Linked DNA regions of Homo sapiens: region 2 is linked to region 1. A link is an interaction called in ENCODE POLR2A ChIA-PET data of the cell type or tissue named here. Cell type or tissue: Panc1. All regions are shown on one strand. Each heading gives the region's core, and the rest is flanking DNA. Links, peaks and the distances in the headings are about the cores only. Region 1 holds the start of LOC105376367 (a long non-coding RNA gene). Region 2 has its middle 47 kb from the start of LINC00703.

Evidence for each region. Peaks named below come from ENCODE experiments on the same cell type or tissue, not always from the same donor. Only the 100,000 strongest peaks of a DNase experiment are listed, where the experiment ranks them.
Region 2: POLR2A ChIA-PET joins it to region 1 with 16 read pairs; 2 of 35 experiments call an interaction of 5 or more read pairs at or near these places.

What each region holds. Positions count from the first base shown.
Region 1 is chr10:3,938,389-3,954,157 of GRCh38, forward strand. LOC105376367 (a long non-coding RNA gene) reads left to right here and starts at 4,558. Exons shown (of 3, transcript XR_930585.3): 1 at 4,558-4,826; 2 at 7,756-7,965; 3 at 10,121-10,969. In Panc1, for the core only: no CTCF peak of the experiment used is centred there; DNase peaks (open chromatin) are centred at 7,793 and 8,154; H3K4me3 peaks cover 858 bases; H3K27ac peaks cover 8,000 bases.
Region 2 is chr10:4,423,690-4,439,458 of GRCh38, forward strand. No RefSeq gene overlaps it. Among named protein-coding and RNA genes, the nearest start is that of LINC00703, 47 kb to the left of the region's middle. RefSeq lists an enhancer at 7,271-8,470. In Panc1, for the core only: no CTCF peak of the experiment used is centred there; no DNase peak of the experiment used is centred there; H3K4me3 peaks cover 645 bases; H3K27ac peaks cover 6,008 bases.

The DNA.
Region 1 (15,769 bases), core at 3,891-11,890:
CAGAAGGAAAACTTTAAAAAGTACTTACTTCTCATGAGTAGGATGAAGTCCATCACTTCCTGTGTGGTAGATTTCCTTGGATAGTCCTGACTAAGTCAGAGCCAAAGGATTTAGAGGTATCCAGGTATCAAAAGAAAACCAATTTCAGGCTGGGCGTGCTGGCTCATGCCTGTAATCCTAGCACTTTGGGAGACCGAGGCGGGTGGATAACGAGGTCAGGAGATAGAGACCAGCCTGGCCAACATGGCAAAACCCTGTCTCTGTTAAAAATACAAAAATTAGGCTGGGCGTGGTGGCTCACGCCTATAATCCCAGCACTTTGGGGGGCCGAGGTGGGCAGATCACGAGGTCAGGAGATCGAGACCATCCTGGCTAACACGGTGAAACCCCATCTCTACTAAAGATACAAAAAATTAGCTGGGCGTGGTGGTGGGTGCCTGTAGTCCCGGCTACTTGGGAGGCTGAGGCAGGAGAATGGCATGAACCCAGGAGGTGGAGCTTGCAGTGAGCCGAGATCGAGCCACTGCACTCCAGCCTGGGCGACAGAGCGAGACTCCGTCTCAAAAAAAAAAAAGAGAAAGCCAATTTCACTTCAGGCCTTGCTGAGCCTCCTTACTGTCCTGAATCCAGGAACCCCAGTTCCACACCACCTGTCATGATCTAAATGTTTGTGTTCCCCCAAAATGCATAGGTCAAAATCCTCACCTCCAAGGTGATGGTATCAGGAGGTCAGGCCTCTGGAGGCGATGAAGTTATGAGGGTGGGGCCCTCACGAATGGAATTGGTGCCATTATAAGAGAGGCCCATGAGAGCTCCCTCACCCCTTCCTCCCTGTGAGGACACCAAGGGAAGGCAGGGCTGTCTATGATGCAGAAAGCAGGCCCTCACCAGACACCTGATCTGCTGGAGCCTTGATCTCTAACTTACAGGCCCCAGAATGGCAAGAAATAAATGTGTGTTGTTTAAGCTGAGATGCAGTCTACGGTATTTTGTTCCGGCAGCCCACATGACTAAGACACCAGCCTACCAGGCCTTGACATCACAGCATCACAGCACAGGCTATGGCCTGTAGAGGCTCACGTGGTAGGTAGAAGCAAGCCCCTTTCATCGTGGGCAGGTATCTGCACCGTGTTATGTGTTTGCAAGTTTGGAGTCTGTATGCCATAGTGACAGCCTGGGAATGATTTAGGGAAGAAACAAGGGGAACTGAGGACTGGGCAGAACTGGTAACCTAACCAGGAGAAATGATGTGTGCGGTCCCCTAAATCAAGAGCTTCCCCCCTGCAGGGCCGCAGGTGCACAGGGCTCTGCACTCCCAACAGGAGCCCCTTTTCCCATCTGTCCAACCAGGGAGTCTGTAAGGCAGCTTTGTTTCTTAGTTTTTGTTTTTATTTGTGAAGATGGGGTCTCACTATGTTGCCCAGGCTGTCTCCTGGGTTCAAGTGATCCTCTCACCCTGGCCTTTCAAAGTGTTGTGATGACAGGTGTGAGTTCTTTTGATCCCTCTCTCTCTCGGCACCTCTGAATTTGGTTAGGGAGGTATCTCAACTGTACAGAGAATTTCATAGGAACCCTAATATCTCGTCCATTGACAGCAAGTGTCCATGCACATAGCAAAATATTCTGTCAAACCTCCACTCAGAAAATTTAGTAGTTTCATCACTGTTCTCTAACCTTTCAACAAAACACAAAACCTGTTTCTTAAATATAACTGTGGAAAATATTAGAGAACACTCTGCCCTGTTTTTCTGCCGACACAAATATTATTCTTGTTGGCTGGTGTGGTGGCTCGCATCTGTAATCCCAGCACTTTGGGAGGCCGAGGCAGGAGGATCACCTGAGTTTGGGAGTTCAAGACCAGCCTGACCAACATGGTGAAACCCTGTTTCTGCTAAAAATACAAAAATTAACCAGATATGGTGGCCATGCCTGCAGTTCCAGCTACTCAGGAGGCTGAGGCAGGAGAATCACTTGAACCCGGGAGGCGGAAGCTACAGTGAGCTGAGATCGTGCCATTGCACTCCAGCCTGAGTGACAGAGCGAGACTGCATCTCAACAAAATTTTTTTTTCTTGTTGTGATATGTGTATGCACAAATATGTGTACCATGAAATATTACTCAGCTTTAAAAAGGAAGAGGATCTTGCCCATTTGTGACAGCGTGGATGAACCTGGAGGACATCATGTTAGGTGAAATAAGCTAGGTGCAGAGACACAAACACCGCATGATCTCATTTACATGTGGAGTCTAGACATGCTGATTCACAAAAGCAGAGAATAGAACAGAGGTTGCCAGGGTCCAGGAGATGGGCGGATGGGGGGCTGTTGATCAAAGGGCATAAACTTGCTGTTATAAGAGGAATGGATTCTAGAGAACCAAGGTTCAGCGTGGTGACTATAGTTTACAACAATGTACTGTATACTTGGGATTTGCTGAGAAAGTAGATTTTAAGTGTTGTCACGACACACACATACACAAAGGGAAGGTGGTGGACGTGTTAATTAGCTTGATTGGGGTAATCATTTTACAATGTATATGTATATCAAAACATCACATTCTACACCTTGAATATATACTATTTTTATTTGTCAATTAATCCTCAGTTAAGCTGAAATACATTAAAAAATGAAATAAAAAAAAAAAAAAAAACTTCTTGGAATCCCAGGGGAAGAGGAAGAGTGCTGGGATGTCTCACGACAGCATGGCTCCGAGAAAGCATGGCTAAAAGACGCTGCTCTTCCTCGGCTAAGGAGATTTTTGTCGTTCACTTGTTCAACCGGGGTAAGTTCCCTGTTTCTCATAGAGCGATTCTCCTCCCTCAGTCCTAGGCCGCTAAGACGTCAGGGGAGCTGATACACACTTCCAAGAACACGGAGACATCAAAGGGAGCTGAGAGTCCACAGCGGCAGCAAAACAGGTGCTGCTTCACATGCCCTTTGCTAAGAGTCCTGGAGTTTGAAGTCTCCACGGCCGATCTAAAAGCAAGTTCCTGAGGAAGGAGCCGGAAAGTTCTCTGAAACCAGTAGTGGAAGCTAGTCTCTAATAAAACAAAATGTTACCACGCTTCTGGAAAGATTCCACACATCAAACATTGAATAAAAAGGACAATTCGATTAACTGAGGCTGATTTCTTTTGACAAATTGACTTTGAAAAGGAATTCAGAGCAATAAAAAGGCCACGCCCTGACTTGAAAGCTTTAGCTGCTGGAGGGAGAATTCACAACGCATTTGCAAGGGGCTGCCGTAATCAACATGTTTGTAAAACAGGATGAAGGACTGCCCATAAATTTCAAACCCAAATGAGCAGAAAAGCACACAAAGGAGAAAATGATCAATTCAAGGCCCAAATGCCGGCGTCGTGTAAAACGTAACTCATTGAACACACACGCGGTTGGCCCGTGTTGAACATGCGTGACACAGCCCCGTGCAGTGGCTCACACCTGTAATCCCAGCACTGTGGGAGCCTGAGGTGGGCAGATCACTTGAGCTCAGGAGTTCGAACCAGCCTGGTCAACATGGTGAAACCCCATCTCTACTAAAAATACAAAAATGAGGCTGGTGTGGTGGCGTGCACCTGTAACCCCAGCTATTCAGGGGGTTGAGGCATGAGAATTGCTTCAACCTGAAAGGTGTGGGTTGCAGTGAGCTCAGATCGTGCCACTGCACTCCAGCCTGGGTGACAGAGTGAGACTCTGTGGAAAAAAAAGGAAAGAAAGAGAAAGAAAGAAAGAAAGAAAGAAAGAAAGAAAGAAAGAAAGAAAGAAAGAAAGAAAGAAGGAAGGAAGGAAGGAAGGAAGGAAGGAAGGAAAGAAAGAAAGGAAGAAAGAAAGAAAGAAAAAGAGAGAGAGGCAGGCAGAAAGGAAGGGAGGGAGGAAGAAAGAGAAAAAAGGAAAGAAAGGAAAGGGAAGAAACAAGGAAAGGAAGGAAGGAAGGAGGGAAGATACGTGACAGGCCTCCTCTGCCTTTGTTTCTAGAGCTGCTGCCAGCCTGCTGCTGCCTCTCCACGCTTTGCCTGAGGCCAGAGAATCCCACAGACGATGCTATTTCATGGCATCACTCTTTGAACCACTGCAAGCTTCCTTGTATAGCCCCCAAAACACAGGAAAGGCTGCATTTTAGCTGGGCCGGCTTCGAGACCAAGACGCAGTTGATGCACTTCACAATGTACTAATTTGTTGTTCACTCCATGAACAAAAACTGAGGCCTACTAGGTTCCCCAGAGCTGCTCAAGATGCCAGAGCCATGGAGGGGGGTGAGGGGAAGGGCAAGAAGGTGCCCATAGTGCTTATAATGTAGGAAAGGGGGACAGGGACGGGCAGACAGGAAAAGAAGGGAAAAGGCAAGCAGAGAACAAGGTTGTGAAAAGTGCTCTGTAGCCCGGGCGAGAGAGATGTCGGTGACTCCGAGTAAGGCATGATATCAGCATTACAGGGAAGGGCTCTGACTCAGTGTGATCTCAAAGTTGATAGGATTGCTCAAAGATTAAGTATTCAGACTAAAAGAAAGAGGGAGGGACCAGGATAAATTAAATTATCAGCTGGTTTACTGAGAAAACTCAGAGAAGAAGACATTCAGGGAGACACCAAGCCAGGGAGGTGACAAGTATGTGGTAAAATCCGAGCACGCAGAATTTGGGGGAACAGGACTCTAGACTGCCTCTAGAGAGAGCTGTATTGAAGGCCCTGCGACCCAGCACAGAGAAGGGAATGGTGCTCTAGGTCCCTGCCTCTGCAGAAGACAAATCCAGGAAGAGAACCAGGAAACTGCAGAGTAGCCAGCCACATGCGAGAAAAATCTGAAGGAGACGAAAATGTTTCAGGAGAAAGGTACTGAGCAACCAAGGGGCTTAATGCTGCTAGGTCAAGCAGATTCAGAAGTGAGATGCCACTGCTGGCTCTGGAATCGTGGTGTCCCTGGGGCTTGGCTGGCCAGAGCAGTTTCCCTGGGACATGGCCAGAGCAGACTTTTGGAGTGGGTGGGGGGTCGGAGAGGACAAGGAAAGGTGATTCCCTAAGGGGTGAGCGCATGAAGATTAGCAAAGTCGTGGGACTGTGGAGAGAGGTGTGTGTGCAGTGACACTGGGTCTTCCTCTGTTTTGTTTAAATGACAGAGGTTACTAAGCCACGTGGGTTTGTAGATGGTGATGCTAGAGAAGAGGGACACTCATCCTGCAGAAGGGGAAGGAAAATTATCAGTCACGTTCTTGAGAAGACAAGGAGCGCTTGGCTGGGCTGAAAACGCAAGGGGAGGATAGGACCTTTGCCGAGGGCAGGACGACTTACAGTGACACGAGGAAGGCACGAGTGAGGGTAGCAACGCCGTGTGCAGGCAGTCACAGTGTTGGAAAAACCAGGATGTTCCTAAACAAATCTTTTCACTTTCTAATGGAGTGTGAGGAAGGATTGTTAGCAGAGAGTGTGTACCTCTGTTGGGGAGGCCTGTGGAGTGAGGCAGAGACAGTGAAGGTGCAGGGAGCTGCAGGTGGGAGTGTGGGTGCACCTAAGATCAGGGCCTGAACAAAGTGAAGCTGTCATCACAGTGGCAGGAAGGGGGAGGCTACCTTCCCTTCCTGATTCCACTGCTGAGTTACAGGCATGGTTGGGAGCCTAATCCTAACCCTAACCCTAACCCTAACCCTAAACCTAACCCTAACCCTAAACCCTGACCATAACCCTGAAGCCTTACTATGACCCTAACCTTAACCCTAATGCTTAACCCTAACCCCAACTCCAACCCCTAAGCTTTAACCCTAACCCCTAACCCTAACCTCTAACCCTAACCCTAATGCTAACCCTCGGTGGGTGTGGATGACATTTTGACCAGGGTTGGGATTTGCCAGGGGAGTTCAGCCAGAGAGAGTTGGGCAAGGTGAGATGAATAATATTTCAGCTAGGATCAGATCAGGTTCTTCTCCAAGTAACAAAGACCAAAACTAAAGGGTCTTGAATACAATTGAAGGGTTTTTGTTATTATTATTCTTTTTTGTTTTTTGAGACAGAGTCTCACTCTGTCACCCAGGCTGGACTACAATGGTGCGATCTTGGCTCACTGCAACCTCTGCCCCCTGGGTTCAAGCAGTTCTCCTGCCTCAGCCTCCTGAGTAGCTGGGATTATAGGTGTGCACCATCACACCCAGCTTTTTTTTTTTTTTTTTTTTTTTTTTTGTATTTTTAGTAGAGACAGGGTTTTGCCATGTTGGCAAGGCTGATCTCAAACTCCTGACCTCAGGTGATCCAACCTCCCCAGCCTCCAAAAGTGTTGGGATTACAGATGTGAGCCACAGCACCCAGCCTGTTGTTGTTTCTTTCACATTAAAATCAGGAGGTGGGTGACCAACACAGAGTAGGGCAGCCCAGGTACATGTGTTCCTGAGACACCCAGACTCTGCCATCCCTAACTTTTACCCTCATGGCCCAAAGAGGCGCCCAGAGCACCAGCCATCACATCCACGTTCCAAGCAGCAGGATAAGAAGGGACACAAAAATGAAGTGGAAAAGACATGTTTTAAGGGATATTCCTGGAAACCATCAAATGACACTTTCCTTCATGGTTAGCTTCAATATAGAGAATCTATTCTGCCCAGTCATTTGTCAAGATAAACCTGGGGGCTCTATTTCTATGGAACATCAGTAGGAAGGGCAGGGAGGGGAAACCACTCATCTTCTTAGGGAAGATAACAGTGGGTGAGGAGAAAGAATGAGGCTGATGGATTGAGGCATCGGTGAGTTCAAAGATTTGCTCCAGCTGAAGTACAAGATTCCAGGAAGAAGAGATTGTGGTGGACAGGCCTGGGGCCTGCAAAGCTGACATTCTGGTAGCAGCGTTTGGAGTCACAGAAGGGAAGTTATTGGAGGTAAAGAGGCCCATGGGCCCTGGCGGGACTCATGGAGAGCCTGGAAAGAAGTGAGTGTGGGAGGAACATTTTCTCAAAGCGGCCTCTGGTGTTTAGAATGGAAGGAATTTTGGATTCCCCTCTGTCGTCATCCAGCTAAAAATTTTGAAGACTTTTTTTTTTTTTTTTTTGAGATGGAGTCTTGCTCTTGTTGCCCAGGCTGGAGTGCAATGGCACAATCTCGGCTCACCACAACCTCCACCTCCCCGGTTCAAGCGATTCTCCTGCCTCAGTCCCCTGAGTAGCTGGGATTACAGGCATGCACCACCACACCCAGCTAATTTTGTATTTTTAGTAGAGACAGGGGTTCTCCATGTTGATCAGGCTGGTCTCGAACTCCCGACCTCAGGCGATCCGCCCGCCTCGGTCTCTCAAAGTGCTGGGATTACAGGCATGAGCCACCGCGCCCGGCCCACTGAAGACATTTTAATTGTGCATTCATTCACTCAGCAGACATTTATTGAGTTCTAAATATTCTGCTAAGCCTTAAAAATCCGTTAATGAGAGAGCCTTCACCTCTGGTTAACAGACATTGCCAGTTAAACAGACGCTATCAGCCTTGTCCCCCAGCCAGTAGTCAAAGCTGTTGTTAACAACAGTTGCCATCACAACTGATTTTAAAGTTAAACATTCCATCCATTTCTCTAGATATCAAAGGCACACCGTAATAAACTCATCTAGATGCTGCTGTATGGACGGTCACTTTTGCTAACTGATTGAGTTTCGCAGAAGCCCTTGTGTGCTACTGTCACAGCCTTGACTGGCAATTTGTGTGAATACCTGACTCTGAGTCACAGGACGGAACGGATGGATATGTGGTTTTCATCTGACAATTTATTTTTGTGGTGGTTCACTCACTACAGGGCTTTTCAACTGGTGCATAATTTAGGTTAAAGTTTCTGAGCAGCTCTGGACTGCAAAAGGGCCTCCCTTCACTGAGCAGATGTATATGACCCCGTGCTTCTCCGATTCATACCAAACTTCAGAGAAACTCCGGGAAAGGTTCCTTCTGTATTTATGGATGAGAATTATGTGAAGCCTCTACAACCATCGTAGTTCATATCTCCAGAGAGGTAAAGGAATGCTAACAGAACAAGTCACTGAAAAGGGAGACTTGGCCAGTGACAATCAGGCTTCTCAGCTTCCACAGTGGCTGCAAACCAGTTTGAGCAGATTTCTGTTTGGCCCTTTCTCGGTAGGCTCTACCTCATGAACACCAACCTTTGCATCTGGCACGCTCCTTTTTCAAAGGCATGTCATAGCGGTAAAATAATTTAGTTGCAAAGTAGAGTTCTAAAATAGAATACAGTAGAATTTAATAGATTAAGACATTGTGGAATATATTATAATTGAATAGTAGGGATAAAATAGAAAATATCGGAGACTGTGTCTTGCAACATGAGTAAGAGGAGTTTGATGAAATTAGGTGGGAAATCAAAATTCTAGCCAATTGAGGACCAGGGTGGGGTTTAAAGGGAGCAGTCGCTGTCTATACAAATTTCTTATTCCTGTTTTATATAGAAACTGGGAGATTTTCCCCCCTCTCTTCCTTTCTTCTTTTATCTTTTCTTCCTTCATTTCTTTCATTTTTAAACTTTCATTCTTTTTTCTGTTCTTTTTATCCATCCCCCCCCTCCCTTTCCCTCCCTCCTTGCTTTTTTTCTTTCCTTCCTTCCTTTTTCTCTTTTCTTTTTCTTTCTTTCTTTCTTTCTTTCCTTCCTTCCTTATTTCTTTTCTTTCTTTCTTTTCTTCTTTCTTTCCCTCCCTCCCTCTCTCCTTCCTTCCTTTCTTCCTTCCCTAGCTCCCTCCCTCTTTCTTTCTCTTTCTTTCTTTTTCTCTCTCTCTCTCTCTCTCTTCCTCCACCTCTCTCTTTCTCTTTTAATGAGTCACAGAAAAAAAATCTTTTTAATCTTCTTTTTCCTTTTGTGCTGTGATTTTTAACACCCAATTCTAAGAAAGCTCTGTAATCTTTAGGAATTAGGGATACAGCTTCCAGTAAACTTTCTTTCATTTAGTTACAAATAATTCAATTATAAACCTCAAAGTTTCTGGTTTCTCCGTGTTAGACTCTACTACCTTTGCAGACCACTAAGCCTTTGTTTTAAAAGTCATTTTACAGCTATATCCCCTCTCCCAAAAATAAAATAAAAATTTATTTTTACAAGTCTAATAATAAGTGTTTGAATCAAATTCACTGACCTGCAAAGCAAACTAGAATAAGAACTGAATTTAAAATTCAGAGAAAAGAAGCAGTGGTGTATCAGAGAAAAGGATAGAGATACGTTAGAACAAAAGCAGACAGTTCTTGTCCTTATGGAGTTTACAGTCAAGAAGGAAAAGCACACGAAGTGAAGAACTGGAAAGACAAATGTGCTGGTACTGATGGGGGAGGCTGCACATAAATGGGGCAGGGAATGTCGGGGGAAAACTCTCTGACTTTTCCTCTTATGGTTGCGTAAACCTAAAACTTCTCTAAAGCATAAAATCAGCCAGGCATGGTGGCTAATGCCTATAATACCAGCACTTTGGGAGGCCAAGGCGGGCGGATCACTTGAGCCCAGGAGTTCAAGACCAGCCTAAGCAATATGGTGAAACCCTGTCTCTACAAAAAATACAAAAATTAGCCAGGTGTGGTGGCATGAGCCTGTAGCCCCAGTTACTTGGGAGTGTGAGGCAGGATGATCGCTTGAGAGGTGGAGGTGGAAGTTGCAATGAGCTATGATCAGACCACTGTACTCCAGCCTGGGGACAGAGCCAGACACTGTCTTAATAAAATAAAATAAAATAAATAAAAAGAATAAAATCTATTAAAATGAAAACAAACAAAAAATAGCAACAGCAAAAAAAAAAATGTAAAACTATAATCATGAAAGAAACATAGAGAGGAGCCAGAAAGGGGTGTATTTTGGTGACCTGACCTAATTTTTTCTGTGGAAGCTCGGATCTAAATGAAGAGTTAGTGTTGGCCAGGCAAATGGCTCAATGTTCTGGACACAGGCAAGGTCATGCCCAGAGCCCAGCGGTAGGAGAGGATGGGGCTTGGCACGTTGGAGGATGACCAGGGGGCCAGTCCGGTGGGATGTGGAGAGGGTGGAAGGGAGGCTGAGGGAGGTGGCACTAAATTGGGGCTAACAGCGATGGGCGATTATCAGAGATTTTTAAGAAGGTAAATGCTCTAATAACATTGACTTTTTTAAAACAGTTTGCCCCACTGTGTTTTATTTACAGAGGTATAATTTGCAGTGAAGTGCACAAATCAGTGAAATTTTACGTATGCAACCTTTATCACTCACCACCCAAACCAGAGTGGTGTCTTCCCAACACCCCAGGGCCTCTAGTCCTTTTCCAGCGTTGCCTGAAGACACAAACTACTGATGGCTGCATCCACATGACTGACTTCAAACACAGCACGCTGCAGGAGAAAAGCCGGATACGCGCGTGGAAAGTGGGTGGCTCCACCACCCTGCTGTTCAGGTTTTCTTTCTGAAAGTTCTTTTGGCTTTATTATGGAATAGAGGTTACAGAAAGGCAAAAGCTTTGGCCGTAGCGGGTGGGAAGATCTTCCTTACCCTGGAGGAGGAAGTAGGGTCTCCGTAATGTATGTGTGGTACTCAGGGCTCCCGGCAGCCCGAAGCCAGAGTGTGTCCTCACCCTGCCCCGGGTCAGCCCTGTGACCTGGAGGGAGCAACTGAAAAGCTCTGGGCCTCGGATTCCTCATCTGTGAAATGGGGATGCTAACAGTGCTACCTCCTCTGGTTGGTTTGTGGCAGAGGACACATGAGGCAACCTGTGTAAAATGCTTGGAGGGTGGCCAGTGTGGTTACCATGGAGATTGACTGGTACCGTCTTCCACATCCTGTGTTGACTAAGCGCGCACACCAGAATACAGTTCCAAACGATTATCAAACATGAATACAATTCAGAAAATAAACATGCAGCAAAACTTGCCATAAAGATTGCATGAAACTATCACTTTAAGAAAAATACATTAAAAATTACCTTAAATACCGAAAAGTACTTTTGTAAGTAAGGATCAGTCCAATAAATTTAACCTGTATTTGAATCAGTGTAAAACAACTTGGTTTATAATTTTGTCTTCATCGAGTGGGGGTGACTTTTGTAGCTTCTGTCACTGCTGCCTGGAGTATAGAATTAAACACCTTTTTGCAGAAAAAGCCTCCAGCTGTTTTTTTTTTTTTTTTTTTTTTTTTTACTCTCAGATAATATGGGGTGATTTTTAAAAGACCTGAGACACACAAAATGCTACCTTTTGTAATGCTTTAGGAGGAGGTCTTCAGAAAGTATGAACCAAACGCAAAATAAAAGATTTTTTTTTTTAAACGTTATAAGCACTGCACACGGATGAACTCTGCCAGGCTGGTGGGATTCTTTCTGATTAGATGACTGAATTTTATTTTTGGATTTTCCCCTTTTGCTGTATCCTTTTTATTTCTTAAAAAAGGAAAAAGGGTTAGCTGCCTGCTAGTGCACAGTTCTGCCTTTTACAGAGAAATCTGAAATCCAGGCCAGGGAGAAAAAGATGCTTTTATCCCTCCAGTGTTCGCAGCGTGAAGCATTTGGCGTTCACTCTGCAGCCCTCCTGAAACCAGATCTTCAGTGACCCGGGGCTCAGCCTGGGTGGTGCTGAACAGTGACCCGGGGCTCAGCGTGGGTGGTGCTGAACCCTGGCAGTGGTGTTGGTGGGATCTGTTCAGGAGACCGTGCTGTCTTCTACATTTACCTTTCAGTCTGGTCCTGCAGGGTCCTTTTCCGCCTTCGCTTTTTAGCTCTTAGGGGAAGGGTCCCCTGAAGCTTTCACAAATCCCAGCGGGGCTGCTGATTGGGTCTGAAACAAGATCAAGAAATTCAGGTAGCAAGAAAAGATCGGAGAGGCAGCCAGGGAGAGGCAAAAGGTGGACACTTTTCCTTTCATTGACTTTGAAAGTAGCTTTCTGTGCTTATATTTTGAGAATATAAGAACACAATAGGGAGTATAAACTTTTATAAATGAAAGGAATGAAATCACAGGTATTGCAGGTGAGCTATTAAATCTAGATAGGGAGCACCCCAATATCTGACTCTCTCTGAAACCCCAGGGTGATAGGCCCTGTACAGGAGGGGAGTGAGGCTGTTTATTGGAAAATTCCCATTGAGGACATGTGAACACAAAGAAGGGGATGATACCCACTGGGGCCTATTCGAGGGTGGAGGCATGAGGAGGGTGAAGATTGAAAACCTACCTCTCGGATACTATGCTAATTGTGTGGGCAACACGGTTATGTGTACACTAAACCCCCTCGATACACAATGAGCCCATATAACAAACTTGCACAGGTACCCCTTGAACCTAAAATAAAAGTTGGAAAGAAAGAAAAAAGAAAACACCCAGCAGACCATGTGAGGACATCTACAGCACGTGTCGCATGCCCTTCACTTCAGCCTGTGTTGTGTCGTCCCATCCAGGCAGCATGTACATGCTGGGGGGTTGGAGGGGGGTCCTGGGCCCTGCCCACCATCCCTGCAGCAGCTCACCAGGCCCTTGCTGCCAACTGTGTTCCAGTTTGCTGGCTGCACCTTGGAGAGGCCTGCTGGGGTGGCTGGGGTAGGAGGAGGGCGGCCGATGTCCTTCGGGTGAGGTGGGTGCTCTTACCATATCCCAGGGAAGTTTGCTTTTGCTAAAAGGATTTCTTTCTCTTCACCAGCCTTGACTTTTATTGCAAATGCAGCCCCAACATCAACCCTTTAAAAAAATGTCTCTGGGGTAGGTGCGTGCCAAGCCTCAAGAAAGGAAGTGGTGTTTGCCTGGCCCCCAAATGGGAGGTGAGGGGTGCAGCAGTGAAGGTGCCGCGAAAACCCTCCTCCACCACCGAGTTCAAAGGATTAGTTTGGAGATGGCCACCTCTGATGCCCTAGTCACGCTATGAATTATTATCCTATCTCATTTTAAAAAAAAAATTAAATGTATTAAGCATTATACGTAGTTCAGGTACAATGCTACACACTCAATATACTAACTTTGAATAAGTCTCATTCCTGACGCAGCTCACATTTCAGTAAAGTAGAAACATAAGTAAGCAGAGATTTATAATGAATTGTGATAGATGCTAATACATTCATGAAACAATACAGCCACCAAGCAGGACTTAAACATCTATTGTTTTTTTATGTGAGAGGAGTTCCAAGCACTAAGACTAATTGTATTATTAACTTCAACTAATAGTACCCGGTGAACACATTCAATGTCTCCTCCAGTATCTTGTGTTCTTAAATGGAATATTCTTAGCTTTTAGAGTATGTGGTTTAAAATCCTGGGTCAACCACCTACTAGTTTTTAAAACTTAGCCAAGTTACTTGAACTCTGTGCCTCAGTTTACTCTTCTGCAAAATAAAAAATTAAAAATAATACTTAACTCATAGGTTGTTCTGAGAATAAAATTGCTTAATACATAAAAAGTGATTAAATTAGTGCCTGGCCATAACGAGAACTTTATAAACTTTAATTTTTTTTTTTTTTTTTTTTGAGATGGAGTCTCACTCAGTCACCCAGGCTGGAGTGTGGTGGCGTGATCTCAGCTCACTGCAGCCTCCACCTCCTGGGTTCAAGTGATTATCCTGCCTCAGTCTCCCAAGTAGCTGGGACTACAGGGGTGCACCAACACACCCAGTTAATTTTTGTATTTTTAGTAGAAACGGGGTTTCACCACATTGGCAGGCTGGTCTCGAACTCCTGACCTCAAGTAATCTGCCCGCCTCAGCCTCCCGAAGTGCTGGGATTACAGGCGTGAGCCACTGCTCCCAGCCTATAAACTTTAACTCTCTAACTCTACCACGGTGATGTTTGTTCTTGCTATCCTCGTCAACACTAATGAATTTCCCTTTCGTTGTTCTGTGGTGTAAAAATAATGCTCAAGTCGAGTTGGACACACACGAGGCTCTGACGCGACCATGGCTAGACAAACTTGTATTATCATTTGGCACCGCTGGCAAGGCTGCCAGGCCTGGCTTCCTGCTCACTGCCTGGTAAGAGCCAAGCTAGAATGATTGGCAAAAATCAAAGTCTTGGTCAGAAGAGTTCCAAAACCATTCTTTTTTAAGATTCAAAACACATTTACCAAGGAAAGTCAACTTCTAGCACTGACAAAGCCAAATTTCTCAGAAGGCAGACTCAAACACACAAAGAATATACAAAAATTGGATCAAAATATTGACCTTGGAATCCACATTGATAATTCCAGGCTTAATGCCAGTCAATTCTAATTGGCTAAAACAATGATACTATTGTTGTATAATCCTATCCTGCTGTAGGTTATAAAGAATAGTTGCCATATTATAGACAGGTGTTAAATATGCACTTTTGAGATGGAGTCAAGGGGAGGGAACATAGACCCCAACTCTTGATAGGAGAAATGCTAAGAAGTTTGGGGGCTATGTTTTAAATCCAAGGCCACCTTTAAAAAATGTTAGAAGTCATGTTTATTAAATTTGAGAGCATAATAGGGCCAAAAATAGGAAAATTACTGAACACTGAAGTATTGTTAAAACATTAAAAACTTGAAAATTAAATCAACCGACTCATATGTGAATCTCCATATTTTGTAACAGTGATCTCCACTATAGACATATATATATAGATATATAAACATGTAAAATATTTCACCCAAGTTAGGAGCCAACTCCTTACATTTGTTTTCTAAACTTAAAAATAAAAGTAGAGTAGCTCCTATATGACCCCAGGTGACTTGAACATGATTTACCCATATTCTTCCAACAGTTTCACGTCCTGTAACTTAACCCACTGAGTTTCAGGTACAGTATTTTAAGGTACATAACCAATAATGTAGAAATAACTTTAGCTTTTTATTATAGACTCTCAAAATAAAAGTGTCGTGCAGGCTCAGACACCCAAAGCCATGGCCTTTAAGAGGGCCTGACCCTCAGAAATCACACCACACATCTACAACCATCAGATCTTTGACAAACCTGACAAAATCAAGCAGTGGGAAAAGGATTCCCTATTTAATAAATGGCGCTAGGAAAACTGGCCAGCCATATGCAGAAAGCTAAAACTGGACCCCCTTCCTTACACCTCATACAAAAATTAACTCAAGATGAATTAAAAAATTAAATGTAAAACCCAAAACCATAAAAACCCTAGAAGAAAACCTAGGCAATGCCATTCAGGACATAGGCATGGGCAAAGATTTCATGACAAAAATGCTAAATGGAATTGCAGTAAAAACTAAAATTGACAAACGGGATCTAATTAAACAAAAGAGCTTCTGCACAGCAAAGGAAACTATCATCAGAGTGAAGAGGCAACCTACAGAATGGGAGAAAATTTTTGCAACCTACCCATCTGACACAGGTCTAATATCCAGAATCTACAAGGAACGTACACAAATTTACAAGTAAAAAACAAAAAAATCCATAAAAAAGTGAGCAAAGCATATAAACAGATACTTCTCAAAAGAAGACATGTATGTGGCCAACAAACATATGAAAAAAAGCTCAATCATTAGAGAAATGCAAATCAAAACCACAATGAGATACCATCTCACACCAGTCAGAATGGTGATCATTAAAAAATCAAGAAACAATAGACGCTGTTGAGGCTGCAGATAAATAAGAACACTTTTACATTGTTGGTGGGAATGTAAATTAGTTCAACCATTGTGGAAGACAGTGTGGTGATTCCTCAAGCATCTAGAACCAGAAATACCATTTCACCCAGCAATCCCATTACTGGGTATATACCCAAAAGAATATAAATCTTTCTACTATAAAGACACACGCACATGTATGTTTATTGCAGCACTATTTACAATAACAAAGACATGAAACCAACCCAAATGCCCATCAATGATAGACTGGATAAAG
Region 2 (15,769 bases), core at 2,799-10,798, 480 kb after region 1:
TCCTTAGGAGATGTGAAAATTAAATAAGACAGTACATATAAAACATTTAGTATATTTTGCAGTAAAAAGTCAATACAATTTGTTAATATTATTAATGGCATATTGTCATGAGTATTTATTTTTAATTATTCCCTCTGCCCCTGCAAAAATTTCATGGAGAGAAAGAAATATAGGAGAAATAACTAGCAAGGCTTTAAGAAATGATGATCTGTGATTGCAACCATTTTGGTATATTAGGTTTATAAAATCACTTTTTTTTTAAGTCAAATGTTCTATTTGAACTTTACCTGCATGATTTTTGAAAACTATGATGTTTTATCAAATTGCAGGCTTTTTTTTTGTATTAAATGGCACTGTAAATACCACAGTCATCTGATGGCATTCACAGGTGATTGGTTTCAGAACCCTCTCAGATACCAAATCCAGGATGATAAGTCCCTTATATCAAAAGGTGTAGTATTTGCATACAACGTACATACACATCCTGCCTTGTACTTTAGACCATTTCTAGATTACTTATACTACCTAATGAAAGCAAATGCTATGTAAACAGTCGTTACACTGTATTGCCTTCTATTTGTATTATTTTAATTTTTTTCCGATTATTTTTGATCCAAGGTTGGTTGAATTTGTAAATTAACTGGTGAAAACAGAGGGCTGACTATATAATATATGCTTCTCTCTTTTTTTTTAGTTTTGTATAATTTCAGACTTTCAGAAAAGTTTTAAGAATAGCACAAAAAATTCCCTAACACTTTCCGCTCAGAATCCCCAAATGTTAACACATTACTACATTTGCTTTCTCTAGTCCCCCTTCTCTCTGCACATATGTACACATTTTCTTTTTCTGAAATGTGTAAGAGGAAGTTGTATATATGACACCTCTTCTTCCCTAAATAATTCACTGTATACTATCTGAAAATAAGGCATTTTCTTACAACATCGAAGTATAATAATCCAACTCAGGAAACCGACACTGAGGTCATACTCCTCCTTCATATACAGACCTGATAGATTTTACCAACTTTCCCTATAATGTTACTTATAGACAAAGTAAATCCAAGCTGATGGGTTTTATTCAGTTCCCACATCTCTTTGGCCTCACTTAATTTAGAAGAGTTGCTGATTCTTCTTATATTTCAATATACAGTAAGTCCTCACTTACAATATACAGTTAGTCCTCACTTGGTTCTTGGAAATTGCAACTTTAAGCAAAATGATGTACAGAAGATCCTCAAATAAAATTCCTTCCTGCAACATCACGTTTTCCTAATATTGATGAGCAAAAATGATTTTAAGTCATTTTGCTTTAAGTCTTAGTTTCCAGGAACCTATCAGTTTCATTAAGTGAGTACTTAATGTATTGATATTTTAGAAGAGTATTAGACACATTCTGTATATTATCCCTCAGTTTGGGATTTGTCTGTTGTTTTCTCATGACTAGATTTGGGTTTTATATTTTTGATAATAATACCACAGAAATGACACAAAGTTTTTCTCAGTGACCATGTTAGGAAGCACACACTGTCAATGAGTTTCATTACTGAAGGGGTCACTTTGATCATTATGTTAAATGATGTGGACTCAGTTTCTCCACTGCCACGTCACTATTTTACTCTTTGTGTTTAAGAGAATTCTGTTCTGAGATACTTTGTGACTATACAAGTCTTGCTGTTTAAACTTTCACACACTCATTTTGACATTCCTTGATGATTTTTGCCTAAATCAGTTGTTATTTTATTATAATATTGTCTTATAATATTATTGTAGTGAATTTTATTAATCACCAACTGATAGCAATCTGTCATCTATTGGCATCTCTGGAAAGGTCATCATTTTCCAATTAAACAGCAGTGGATTAGTACAAGTTTTCACGATGGTCAAAGCCATGTGCTGTTTCATTGACAAGAAAGCTCAGGATATTCCTTGAGAGTCCATCTCACTTGGGTTTAAACTGTGACATTATCATTTTTTAGCCATTTTATCTTATGCCAAATAACCAATTCTCAATTTTTTTCTACTTAAAAGGAATTTAAAAAATCACCATATAGGTTTTTTCTTTTAAGGTTTACATGAGATAATTTAGGTAAGGCACCTGTAGGGCATTATTTACATATAAATATAATAGGTTCTACCTTTTTTATCCTAGATTTTGATTCACGCTGATAGAGAAATTTCACTGTATATGTATATGTATGCATAAGCATATCAACCCCAAGCACACGCTTGATCATTGTATATGTCATGAGAAATTTGTTACTTTCACATTTTATTTCAACTCTAATAACAGGATGTCATTATAAAGAATGAAAAAAAAACTGTGTTTCAATCCAGTTATTCTCTTGCATTCTCCATTTCTCAGTACACATTTCTTTACTTACGTGGCTTCTATGTTTGTCCCCTTCAAATCTCACGTTGAAATGCCATCCCCAGTGTGGGGCCTGGTGGGAGGTGTTTAGGTCATGGGGTCAGATCCCTCATGAATGTCTCGGTGCTGTCCTGGAGGTAATGAGTGAGTTCTCTCTCTCTCTGAGTTCACCAGAGATCTAGTTGTTCAAAGGAGACTGGCACCTCCTCCCTCTCCTGCTGCCACTCTCATCATGTGATATGCCATCTCCCCCTACACCTTTCACCATGATTAAAAGCTTCCTGAGCCTCCCCAGAAGCAGATGCCAGCATCAGGCTTCCTGTACAGTCTGCAGAATCATGAGCCAAAATAAACCTCTTTTCTTTATAAATTACCCAGCCTGAGGTATCTCTATATAGCCACACAAAAATGGACTAATACATCTACTTAATTGAAGTTATGGGTTTTGAATGGAATCCAAAAGGCGACTACTGAAGTAGTTATATCAGTGTTTAGAACTCTTGCTGTTCTTGTCTTTTCTCTTGTTGGTTAAGTTGTTTCAATAATATATTTCCAGAATGAAATATAGTTATAAAGCATTTACCCTCTGGGCTTTATGTTAATTTTGCAGTAAGAAAGATAAATATTTATTAAACAGGAACTGTGCACATGACACCAACGTTGCAATTTGGATGTTCCTCTTTAAGATAGGTTGAACTCCTTCCTAATGTGGATAATCACAAAAACATTTAAATGCACATTGCCACAAAATTTATATAGCAATTAGGTTTCTAAAAACATATATGGTAACAGTATGAAAAATTGGAAAAATTACCATTTTTACAGTAGCAGCCCAATTAAGATATTTGGATTCAATAAGGGATACTAGAATAGCACAATGCACATTTTTGCAGCTCAATATTTATTTCTAAAATGAATTAACAAATGAGATGAACAAATGGATTGCATTGTGGTGAATCATGTTTAATTATAATTAAGCAATAATTTTACATGAACCATAACCAGTAAAATATTTCATGAGAAGCGATGTTGCAAACAGCATGTACTGTGCTGACATTAGCCAACTCACTAGGTACAGCTATGTTAATTTTTTTAGCTTTTAATCTTGATATTTTTATATTAGTCTACCTATTCTTTTAAGACAAGGAGGTCTTTTACTTCTACATTTACAGAAACTAATGTAGAAAGTATAATTTCCTAGTTGTTAAAAAAGATTATTATCGAAACAAACTAATAAGCAGAAATTTTACACAAACATACTAGTTTTAGATATTTAAACTATGATGATTATGTTTTTATATTAAGTTTTCATTATCTTTTAAAGTGAGCTTCTAGTATGAAGACAATGTTAATAGTTTGGGTAAAGCATATCCACGTTTCTACTTTATTTACATATCAACATTTAAAATGAATTTAAAAGTTAATGTTATTACTTCTAGAAAACATATATTACAGTCAAAGTAGGCCTTGTTTTGAGAGTAAGAATGACATGTCAGATGAATTTCTTAATTTTCTCAGTGTAAGCTAAAAATATCTCATTTGTTAGAAAACAAATTTTAAATGTCTAAATTTTGCCTTTACTGTAAGGAAACATTCTTCTCTGTCTGGTCTTTTTGGCTTTCCTGTAACAGCCTGGTGGTTCTGGCCATGAAATAAAGCCATGTGACTTCTGTTAGGATTCATCCACTAAATCATGAGATTGTGGAAAGAGTTCCAGCTCTTGCTCCTGTTTCCAGTGGCGAATCCTGCCTCTAATTGCTCTGACCTTTTCTTGACTGTCAACTATTTAAATCATACACTAAACTTTGTATAAATTTATGTAAGTTTAATGTAGTCACTGCATTGTCTGATATCTTTATAATAAGTTTTAAAATTCTGTGTGGTGTAGAGAAAGTCATTATCGTATTTTGACATGAAACTAATGAAATAACTTAGATTTTTAAAGCATAGTTGATTCACAGAGAAAATGAAGACATCATCAGGCTTTCTACAGCCAATAAAATGCCACAACACATAAACTTATGTGAAGTTTGGACATAATGTTTCATAACGTTTGAGTACATATCATCTCCAATCCCATGCCTCTCATCGTATTTGTTAAGAATTGATACGGTGTGCAGATACCTTTAAATAGACTTCATTTCATTAGCTCTGTAGGAAATATGAATCACCAATGAGAATTTTTCTTGTCAGAGAATCTAAGAAGTTGGTCATAAATATCCTCAACCTCCAGCCCGCATATTGGACCAGTCATGTGACAGGAAGTCTATAAGAAAGAATATTTATCAAACTTCTTTCAAACAGATGCAGAATCTAATTAAAACAGAAAGAGGGTTAGCTATTTTTTACGTTTTCTCGTGAAAAAATTGTTAGAATGCTTTGAACTAAAAAGCATGATAGTTCTGATGAATTATTACACTGATCATTGTATTTTCTTGAAAATGAAACAGTGTCCTTGCGTAGTTTCCAATAAATATCAAAAGACAACTTTTTCTATCATCTGGATATTTCTTTTTCAAAGTAGAATCCTCTACCAGCTGCTTCAAATGGAGTCATCCTTTTCTTCTGTGTCCTTGTTGTTCTAAATGGCCCTTTTTCCCTCTGGCCTCTATTGAAAGTTCCTCTATATCACTAGCATTCCCCAAACCAAATAGTGTTTCTAAAGCATTTCCATTTCAATAAGTGTCTCCATCCACTCACTGACACATTGTTTTAGATTGTATAACCTCAACCTTGGAAGTCAAATGCAAGCATCATCACTCCTCTTAGTTCTGTTTATGAGACTTAGAACAGTATATAGAGGAAAAAATATGTTGGGCTTACAGAACTTATTTTTCACAAAGCTGTGGTACACATATTTGCTGCAGATAGGAGAGCAAAATCCATGCAGACTAGTTCTTGAGTTTCACTCAACATGGAGTTCACATACATGCAAGTAAAAACACGAGTATTACTAAAAAATATCAATTTACACATGCCAGAAAACTGGGAAACACTGTTTAACAAAGGAAGCACAATTATACTCCTTATATCAGGCTCAAAACTATTTACTTCTGATTAGTTTTTGAATGTATACTGTTTCTTGGACTTGAATAAAATAAGCATGCTGTCTTGGTTGCAGTGTTCATAGTATCCTAATATCAGGGAATGAGGACAAATGAAGAAGTTGAGGAAACCATGAACATTTCCACCCATGAATAAAATCACTGATTTGACTGGCCATAGGTCTTTTATTTACGTTTGTTTTTTCACAGTATTTTGATTTTTCATGGTCAGGTTGGCCTCAAAGCCCTCCCACTAATTAAGGCTGATTTGAAGGAATGAACCATTCCCAGTTAACCTGTGGCCCCTTAGTAATTAGCTCAGTACCTAGCAGCCAAGACGTATTCAATAAGTACATGCTGATTCCATGAACAAAACAGAACCTTAATTCTTTTAAAATGACTTTTTCTAAAACAATGGTTAGGGCCTCCATATTACAAGAAAATTTTTATCTTTTTTATTGTAAAGCATATCCTATAACATGTACACGTGATATGTGAACTCTGTTCATTTATTTATAAGCATCAGAGTTTTGAAAAGCCTGCTTTTAGAGTTTCAAAACATCTTCAGCCAGACTTCCTTTGGCACACAACCTTGGTGTCTGCGTTTGGATGCGGTCCTTCAATTTCTCCACACACCCTCAAAACAGCAGAGCCCTCAGCTCATTGCTGCTTCAATCAGCTGCCTGTGTCGCAGAAGCTGAGCCGGCACACACGGTGGACGCTGGCAGATAAAACACGAAATTGCTAAAGGAGCCATGACAGATGGGAGAAATACCTCTAAACCCAAATCATGAGGGTTATCAGAGCATGACACACCAACAGGAACCAAGCACCAAGAATGCAGTAGCTATAAAATCTCAGTCCGCTCATTGCAAGCCAGGTAGACATATATTTCAGTCCATAAGTAAAACTGTTAAATTAATACGAAGCAAAGATGAGACACAGTTAGCAGAATTATCTTGAATTTATTAAACTTATGTTTAAGGAATGGATGAATGAATTCAAAAAGGCATGAGATATCAGAAAAAAAAATTGAGTCCTGTCATATAAGCATTTAATATATACCCAGCATGTAGAATGTAATACTATCTATGCGAAGTGTTATTATGTGATCACTTTTAATCTTTTCTGTAACTAAAAAGTCTGTAACCTTGCATGAAAATGATACAGACAATATTAGAATAACACATATCCTGCTGGCAGGGAGAGACACTTGGAGCTCACAACCACCCCTAAACCATCACTCAAAATCTTATTGTTATCCTAAAGGCAGAGTGGCTTCAATGTCCAATTATCCACATGTAAAATTATCTCATTCCCTCTCCAGTTCAAACTTTGATGTGCCAAAAGAATTCTCCACAGAGTGCAATACTCTAAATGTGGTATATTGATGATGTTGTAGGGGCTATTTATGGTTTTGTAAAGGGTTATTTTTACTCTCAACCATCTTCTACCCATGTGCTGACCTTAAAATGTAACCTTTTTTAAAAGATAGAAAATAATTGTGTTTTTAAAAAGGCCCAATCACGCCATCAACAATGAAAGTCACAAGAATGAAAGTCAACTATTTTTGATTGCTTAATTGACTTTTTATTTCATTTAATTAATTTTGTTAGAAATGTGTCCAACTATAATTTGTACATGATCATAAAATGGGTAATTGATAATACTCTTATAACTTAATTTTGACAAACATACATTGGAGTTGGTAAGCTTATCTCCTATGGAATTGTAGAATTATATCTCTTAATATAATTTTGATACAGTGTTTATACATAGCATATAAAGCATTCTACATAAGTTGCATAGTTTTTAGTTGTTTCATGTGTAAATAAGAGTAAAAATACTTATATCACAGAAAGTTGTGAGACTCAAATAAGAAAAAAATTACAACTAGATGCATATGTTCGAAAACTTTGATATCCCACTCCCTTGCTTTTTTTAGTTGAGGGATGTGTATTGAGAGTCTGTGCAGACTAACTCATTCTAGAATAGCATAACGTGAAAAGACAACAAAAAAGTAGCTTTTCTAATAACAACTACTATCAATAGAATGCTTACATTTTTAACCAGTCACTGTTCCAAATGTTTTACATTAAATTGCCTTTTTAACCCTCAAAGTATCTCCATGAAATCGGTGTTAATCCTGTCCTCATTTCACAGCGCAGGCAAAGGAGGTGCCAAGAAGAGAAAAGGTGAGCCCACAGTTACAGAGCTGGTGAGCTGCAGAAGGTGGATTCCCACCTAGGATCATGGATGCAGAGCCCACGCTCCTCGCTGCGATGTTATGCTGCCTTCGTGTCCAAGATAAGTAAAATAATCTCTGTTTCAAAATGTTGAAAAGAGTTACAAGTCTCAGAATCAATGTTCCCTTCCCCATAGTCCACCATTCCATCATGATCCCTTTTGTAGTAAACCGTGTAGCATGACTCACAGTTACAATCATGCCATAGATTCAGCAAGATCAAAGCATTGCAGGAATTCTGAAGCTCCGCAGAAATGTAATCCCTTCCGAGAGAGATGGCCGTAGCTGGACCAGACATTCAAGCAATCCTGCTGTGAAAAAATGACAAATGATTACTTTGGACATGGGGGGAAATACCTTTAGCTCAGTCTAGGCTTCCCAAGTATAGACAGAGTATAGATTAAACCTCCAAGTCTATCCCACACTCTATACAAGGGAAAGGCTTATACCTTCGGCTTTTCCACTTAGACAAGATGAAGAGCTAAGTTAATACAGCTGGAAGTTAAGCCATTTGTTCCAGATGGTGCAGATATTTCAAACTCGGTGTTCCTAAGGCGATGGTAACACACGGAATTTTATTCTGGTAGAAGCAATAATGTGTGTGAGAGTGTGATGTTTACTCGTCTGGTATATGAACAAAAAGCACATCTATTTAAGTAAATATCTGTGTTCACAAAGCAGAATACAGAAATGGGGTAATTACCTGCATAGTCAAGCTTAAAAAATATGCCTTTGACTCAAAAATCTGATGATTTTGAGCTCATTTTTTGCTTTAATAATCTGTTTAATTGCTTTACTTATGGATTTCACTTCTATGTAGAAAAAGCCTTAAGAAACAATTTGCTTGCAGGCACATCTTGGAGATATTGCAGGTTCGTTTCTAGGTCATTATAATAAATATTGCAAAGAAGTTAGTAACACAATTTTTTTGATTTTACGAGTACATACAAAACTTATTTTTTTACACTATACTGTGGCCTAAGTTTGCAATCGCATTATGGCCAAAAAAAAAAAAAAAAAAAAAAAAAAAAAAAAAAAAAAAAAAAAGTGCATACCTTAACTTAAAAATACTTTATTGCTGAAAAATGTTAACAAATATCTGAACCTTCAGTGAGTCATAATTTTTTGCTGATGAAGGGTCTTGCCTCAATGCTGATGGCTGCTGAAGGTTGGAGTAGCTGTGACAATTTCTTAAATAAGACAACAATGAAGTTTGCTGGCTCAATGGACACTTCCTGTCATGAAAGATTTCTCTGTAGCAGAAGATGCTGCTTGATAGCATTTACCCACGGTAGAGCCTCTTTCAAAATTGGAGTGAAGCCTCTCCAGTCCTGGGGCTGCATTATCAATTAAGTTTATAGAATATTCAAAATCCTTTGCTGTCATTTCAACAATGTGCACGGCATCTTTACCAGGAGAAGTTTTCATCTCAAGTGAGTTTCTTTACTCAGCCATAAAAAGCCGCTCCTCATCCATTCAAGTTTTCTCCTGAGAGAGCAGCAATCCAGTTACATCCTCAGCCTCCACTTGTGATTCCAATCCTCTTGCTATTTCCACCACATCTGCAGTTACTTCTTCCACTGGAGTCTTGAACCCTTCAAAGTCACCCATGAGGGTTGTAATCAACTTCTTTCAAATGTCCGTTAATGTTGATATATTGATCTTCCCCCACCAATCAGAATTTTCTCAATTTCTCATGCAGAATGGTAAATCCTTTCCAGGTTTTCAATTTACTTCGCTTGGACCCATCAGAGGAATCACTGTCTATAGCAGCTATTGCCTTATAAAAATATATTTCTTAAATAATTAAACTTAAAAGTTGAAATTACTCCTAGATCCTTGATCAATGAGCTAAAGAATGGATATTGCATTAGCCGACATGAAGACAGTGTTAAGCTCTTGGCTGACCAAGTGAGTTTTCAGTGAGCAGTAATACTTTTAAAATAATCTTTTTCTTTTTTTTTTCTTGAGTAGTAGGCTTCAACAATGGATTTAAAACATTCTGTAAGCCATGCTGTACACAGAGGCACTGTCATCCAGGGGTGTTGCTCTATTTACAGCACACAGGCAGAGTAGATTTAGCATAACTCTTCAGGGCCTTAGGGTTTTTGGAACACTCAATGGGCATTGGAGTCAACTGAAAGTCACCAGCCGCATTAGCCCTACCAGAAGATTTTGATTCTAGATTTTGGTTTAAAGTGAGAGATATGCAACTCTTCCTTTCACTCAGACACTTAGAAGCCATTTTGGGGTTCCTAATTTGCCTAGTTGCAATACTGTTGTGTCTCAGAAAATAGGGAGGCGTGAGGAGAAGGAGAAAGACCAGGGAACTGCCCATCGGTAGAGAAGTCAGAACACACAACACTTTGATGAAGATCACTGTCTTCTGTGGGTGTCGTTTGTGGTGCCTCCAAAACAATTACAATAGTGACATCAAAGATCACTCATCATAGATCAGAGATATATAATAATATTATTGCATTATTAAAAGTATAATAATAAAAACGTTTAAAAAATTGTAAGTTACCAAAATGTGACACAGATACACGAAGTGAGCACCTGCTGTTGGAAAAATGGTTGCAAGAGACTTGTTCCACAACACAAAACTTCAGTTTGTAAAGAACTCCCATAATCTGCAAGATGTGATAAAGCGAAAACAGTAAAACGGGTTGTGCCTGTACTTGGTATGTGTGTGTATGTTGAATTATAGATGTGGCCCTATACCATGTATTGTGTGTAGCCTGAGAACCAGGGCGAGAATCTCAAGGAAGGCAGTGAGCTCTGGCCATCAGGGCTGTGGGTCCTGGGAACATGACCGCACACCTGCAGAAGGCTGCCATGCCACCCCATATGGCTTTGTGACAGCCGCCACTGGACCCGATATAATTTCTTCTTGTGATCAGGAGCATATGGCTGTCACCACTGTTGAAAACTCACAGGCATCCTGTGCATGCCCACAATCCTCTCTGGCCTCCTCCCAGGCCCTGTGCCCTGCTGAGCAGTTTTACCTCCATGTAGGACTCTTGAGTTGCTGCCCCCTTCACCTCTCTCAGAGGCAGGACAGGGCCTGGATGGGGCCACCCACCCTCCTGCATACCCCCAGGCTCTCAGTGTGTGTAGTCTCTGCACTCTGAGCCCAGAAGCCACCATGTGAGTGTAAGCCCACTCCTCCAGTGAAGGAGCTGACTGCAAGAGCACAGTGCTGACCCCTAAAAGTGTCTCCTCATGGGAGAAGCATGCGATGATGTTCACAGCTCTGACTCCTGCCTTCCTCATTGGCCAACAATTGTAAACTTGACAAATAACTGTGGCCCTCTTAGGTCAGATGTTTTATAAATTGTATGCTAAAATGAATATGAAAACAACACCTGATTTACAACATGACTTTGATCATTTATCCAAGTAAAATAATACTTAGGGAGTAACTTACAAACTCTAGCCAGAGCATGTGTTGACACAGAGATGCAGACTTTAGTGCAGGGTCATATTCCTATACAGAGCACAGGGACGACAATCCTACAGCTGGGGAAAAAGCAGTTTCAAAGAAGGAATGAAATAAGAAGGGTGTCTCCTATGTTGAAATCAAGGGAGTGAATGTTGATTTTAATGCCTGGTTTGTAAACGCTTGGGAAAGGGATTACTACAGGCCAGTTTTGATTCATACTATGTCATGCCTGAAAAAAAAAACTCATTTTTTTAATTACCTGAGACTTTATAGATCTGAGGAATGAGTAGATATCATGCACCTCTATTTCTGCTAGGAAAGAAAGAGATGTATTTATTCATTTATCCATTAATAATTGTATTCGGTTTATGAATAAAAAATGTTTTTTGAGTGTCGCTTGAGTGCCAGGCACCATTCTAGGCCTGTAGATGCAGGGAGGGAAGAAAACAAGGCCCTAGCTCATAAGAGGATATGACTATAGACAAAATAATCAAACAATGTATATAAGTCAAATGGTGACGAGCACTCCTCAGGCCTGCTTTGTTTGTGTCATTTTCTGATGGCTGCGTGACTCTGCCGCCAGCCTGTGGGGGCCTCCTTCACGCCTTCTTCACAGGCTGCTAGTCTAGTCCACTCTTCATGCATTTTGTCTTTAGTTCAATGGAGAATTTTACTTTTTTGGTGAAGTAACAAGAAAGGAAATATTCTCCATAATAAATGAAAACTGTTATTCAACAAGAGGTGATGCAGAAGTGTAAATGGAAAGCCAGCCATTAGATCACAAGCAGAGCAGCTCAAGCCAAGCTTGGTCAGGAGGCCGGGAGCTGGAGGGAATTGGGCTTAATGTGGTTTAACGTTGCAAGTAAGGTCCTGAGTCTGGTTACCTGCCCCTGCCGGGCACTGCCATCCACTCAATGGGTGTACAAGCATGTCTGGAGTCCTTAATTTCTGAAGACTGCACTTTAAGGGACTAGAAGCAGACTGGTGGCTCCTATGCAGAGTGACTCAGTGAACCGAGTGAACACTGTCAAGGTAACCGGAGCCCTTTGTGCCCGCTGCAGAGGAACTTCGGTTTCATCAGGAGGACATGAAGAGGCGCAAAAGCTTTTGGACATCTCACAGGGAGATGGTCCCTATGTCCTCTCTTACAGATGCACATGGACAGCCTCACCCTCCCTCTGGGGCAGCTATTATGCATTCAGTAATGCCCTTTCAGTCCTTAGCCATACTCAAATATGACAGTGAGTTTCCAACCCTTTTTTCATTCCCCTTGTTAAGTGTCAGAATTGCATTTGACTTTATGTAACAGAGAAGTCCCAGATAGCAATAATTTTGAAAGAAAGCAGTTGGTTTCTCCCTCACAAGAGAAGAAAGCCCATCAGCTAGCAATCTAGATGTCTTACAGGCACTCCATGAAGGCTTAAGGCCTTTCTGCTTTCTGCTTGTCATCCCTGTTCTGTGTGGCTCCCATATTCATGGTCCAGTATGGCTGCTGACATCCAGTCATCAAGATAGAATTCCAGGCAGTAGGTGGAGAAAGAGGGAGGATCCCTTCCCTGCATAGAATATTCCTGGACTTTTTAACTCCATACTTGACCTGGTTTTGACTCCTGCAAGTCCTCCTTCCTCTGACCCTCCCTGATGGAATATCTAGGAGAACACTTCCAACCTGGTCCTTATGCCATCTGAGCCAGCACTGCCAAGAATATTCTCAAACAAAAATGGGTTTCTCTCAATATAAAGAGGATCTGTTTTTAAAAATATCCATTGGTTAGGAAGTGGAGGAAAGCTTCATCTACTGATGGAGGTAAATTTGCTGCTTCTGGTGGCATTTTAGCAACATCTGTAAGAAGACTTCAGTGAGGAGAAGCAGACATCAGTACCTCCCAAGTCCATCTGATCCTTAGTTCTTGTTTCTTTCATGTCAGCAGTAGGCACATTGGTGCCATGGTTTTCAGATGCTAGAACAGTGGTTTGGAGATTGATAGTATTCTTGCAGATAGGAAGGGCAAAAGCTCACGCTGGAATGCCTGGACTGGAAAATTCACATGAAGCTTTTTGCAAAACTTTTTAGATACATGAACTTTTAGAAAAACATATGTCATTTTTCTGATTGCAAATGTAGACTGATTGTGCATATATACCCATAAATTTTGCTAATGGTGTGGGGATCATTTCAGTCCAGTCCTATAGTTTGCTGGATTATAATTCAATGTCTGCTTTGTGTTTGTTGGGACATTTTTATTGGCTGCGCAAATTTCGACAAGTCACCTAGTAGCTATGACTGTGATTGCAGTTTACTTGAGAATAGACTGGGGATGATGACCCCGGCATCCCGCAGAAACACCTTAAGGATTTAACGTTTTACCTGCATCTACATTAAAACGCACAGTATCTCTCAGATATGTATGTGTATGATCGCCAGATGGGAGCTATCCGTATCTTTCTGAAACAGTCACTGGCGCTGTTGCTGTGTGAGTACAATTGCCTTCATACTCATTACTGTCTGCTCATTGCTGATCACTGTAAAACTGAAAGAATGTCTCCAAACATTCTGCTTTGAAATATAACTCAATTTATTTCAAAATGTTATTTTCACTCCAAAATAATGTCCTTTGTTTTATTAACTTCATTTTTTTCCCAGCACATAAACTCATTTGCTTTTCATATTTTATATTCACAAGCATTTCTTTGTATTATCCATTAATTAGCAGAGCACTACATATGTTTTAGAAGGATGCTATTTATGGACAAAATAGTAAGGTTACTGTTTTTTTTCCCCTTTCTAAATAAAAAATATATATATTCTTTAAATCTTTCTGTTTGCAGCCAACTCCTGAGGACATCTGTAAGATTTCTGCTTACTGTTGAAGATAAATTTTTCAGTTAGTATGTCTTCTTTGTAATTCAATTACTTCCTGTTTCAATGCCAACTTTGTTAGATTATGATCAGTTTTTATGTATACAATGCCAATTGCCAGCTATTGAGATCCTAGACATGGTATAAATATTTAACATTAATAATAATACATTTTTCCTTGTCCTGTGAAGTATGATAAACATCTTTACTATTTTTATCATGCAGGTAGAAATTTACTTTAAAAATTATAGTCACTTATTTCATTTGACCCACTTTTTAAGAAGCCATTGATATCCTCAGGGCATTTTTTTTTTCATTCCACTTCCCTCAAAAGGCATTGTGTCTATTAAGGAGAACTACTTCTCAGTATCTAACTGAATCTCACTTCCACAAAGTTCCTCTTATTTAGCAAAACATCAAGTCTTTTCTGTGTAATTTACATTCGGCAATGATGTTTACACCACATTTTTTGTTTATACAGAGCTACAATGCTATAAAATAGAGACCTAGGAGAGTCAATTTATTGCAAAAACATAAGTTAAAAAAATAAAAAAAACTATTAATCAGTCCATCCCCACAAATCGATGATGAAAGAGGAGCCTCTGTTCCTTTTCACAACTGCAGAGAGCTCCGGAATTGGACTCCAAGGTAATTGCTTGACTCCCAGAGAGTCCTTCCCCTTCACACTGATGCTTTATAGATGACTATTGAACTGTTCCTGGAACACGACAAATCTAAATTAACCTGAAATACAACAGGGATTTCAGGAGTTAGATCACGAGTCCAGAGAAGAATTTGAAAATATCTCTATTTCAGGAAGCCTTATCTTAATTATTTTTCTTATCAATGTAAGCATAACATTTTCAAACGGTGCATGATAAGCCTAAGACTTAAATACATATCAGCCTGCTGCCATATCCCTCTAGCTCCCACCACAAAATTCTAGACACACACCTCAACCTCCCACCCTTGGGACAGAGAGATTTCTTTAACTGGCGTTTTTTGTTTCTATGAATGCTATTTATTGATTCTATCACCATACGTTTGCCATAAAATGACCAGGGTTGTTCTTTTACAATGAAATACTTCTTTCTGTAAAGCAGTATTTCATTGTAAAAGAACTGGCTAAAACAATGGGTTGGAAAAAGAAAACATAATTCAATTTACTGTTTGGCTCATTGATAAAACACAAAACATGCAAATAATGACTATCAAAACAAAATGAAACAAAACAAACAAAGGAAAAAATAACAGCAAACACGGGTTTATTATCTTCCTTGGAGAAGGCAATGCTGTGGAAAATAATGAATTGAATAAATGCAGGAAGACACCCCATCATATAAGGATAAGAAGAAAATGCTAAACAAGTTGATTCACTGAACTGACTGGTTAGATGAATAAGCTAATTATTGTCACTATGTTTAGACTGACCCAAACGTATTGTTACAAATTCCTAACATTCTGTTCTGTCTAAAAAGAGTGAATAAATTTTCTCTTTCCCATGGTTAGTGTATTGGGTGCCAGGTAAAATATTAAACTAAAAATTCTCTTTAATCCCCGACCTTGACACTATGTAATTCAAATGAAATGACCTCTTACCAGGTCTATCTTTTCAATTTAAAATAAAGGAATGAGACTCATTCTGTCTCATGTCTTTTAGCCAAATAGAACATACGTAGGGATGGGAGAGCTCACTGACATATTCAGGAGAAATGGGAAAAATGAGTGTCAAACCCCATATTGAATAGGAATTATGCACAATGAATCTCTGATGACCTGTTGCTTATGAGGTTAGTCTTATTACACA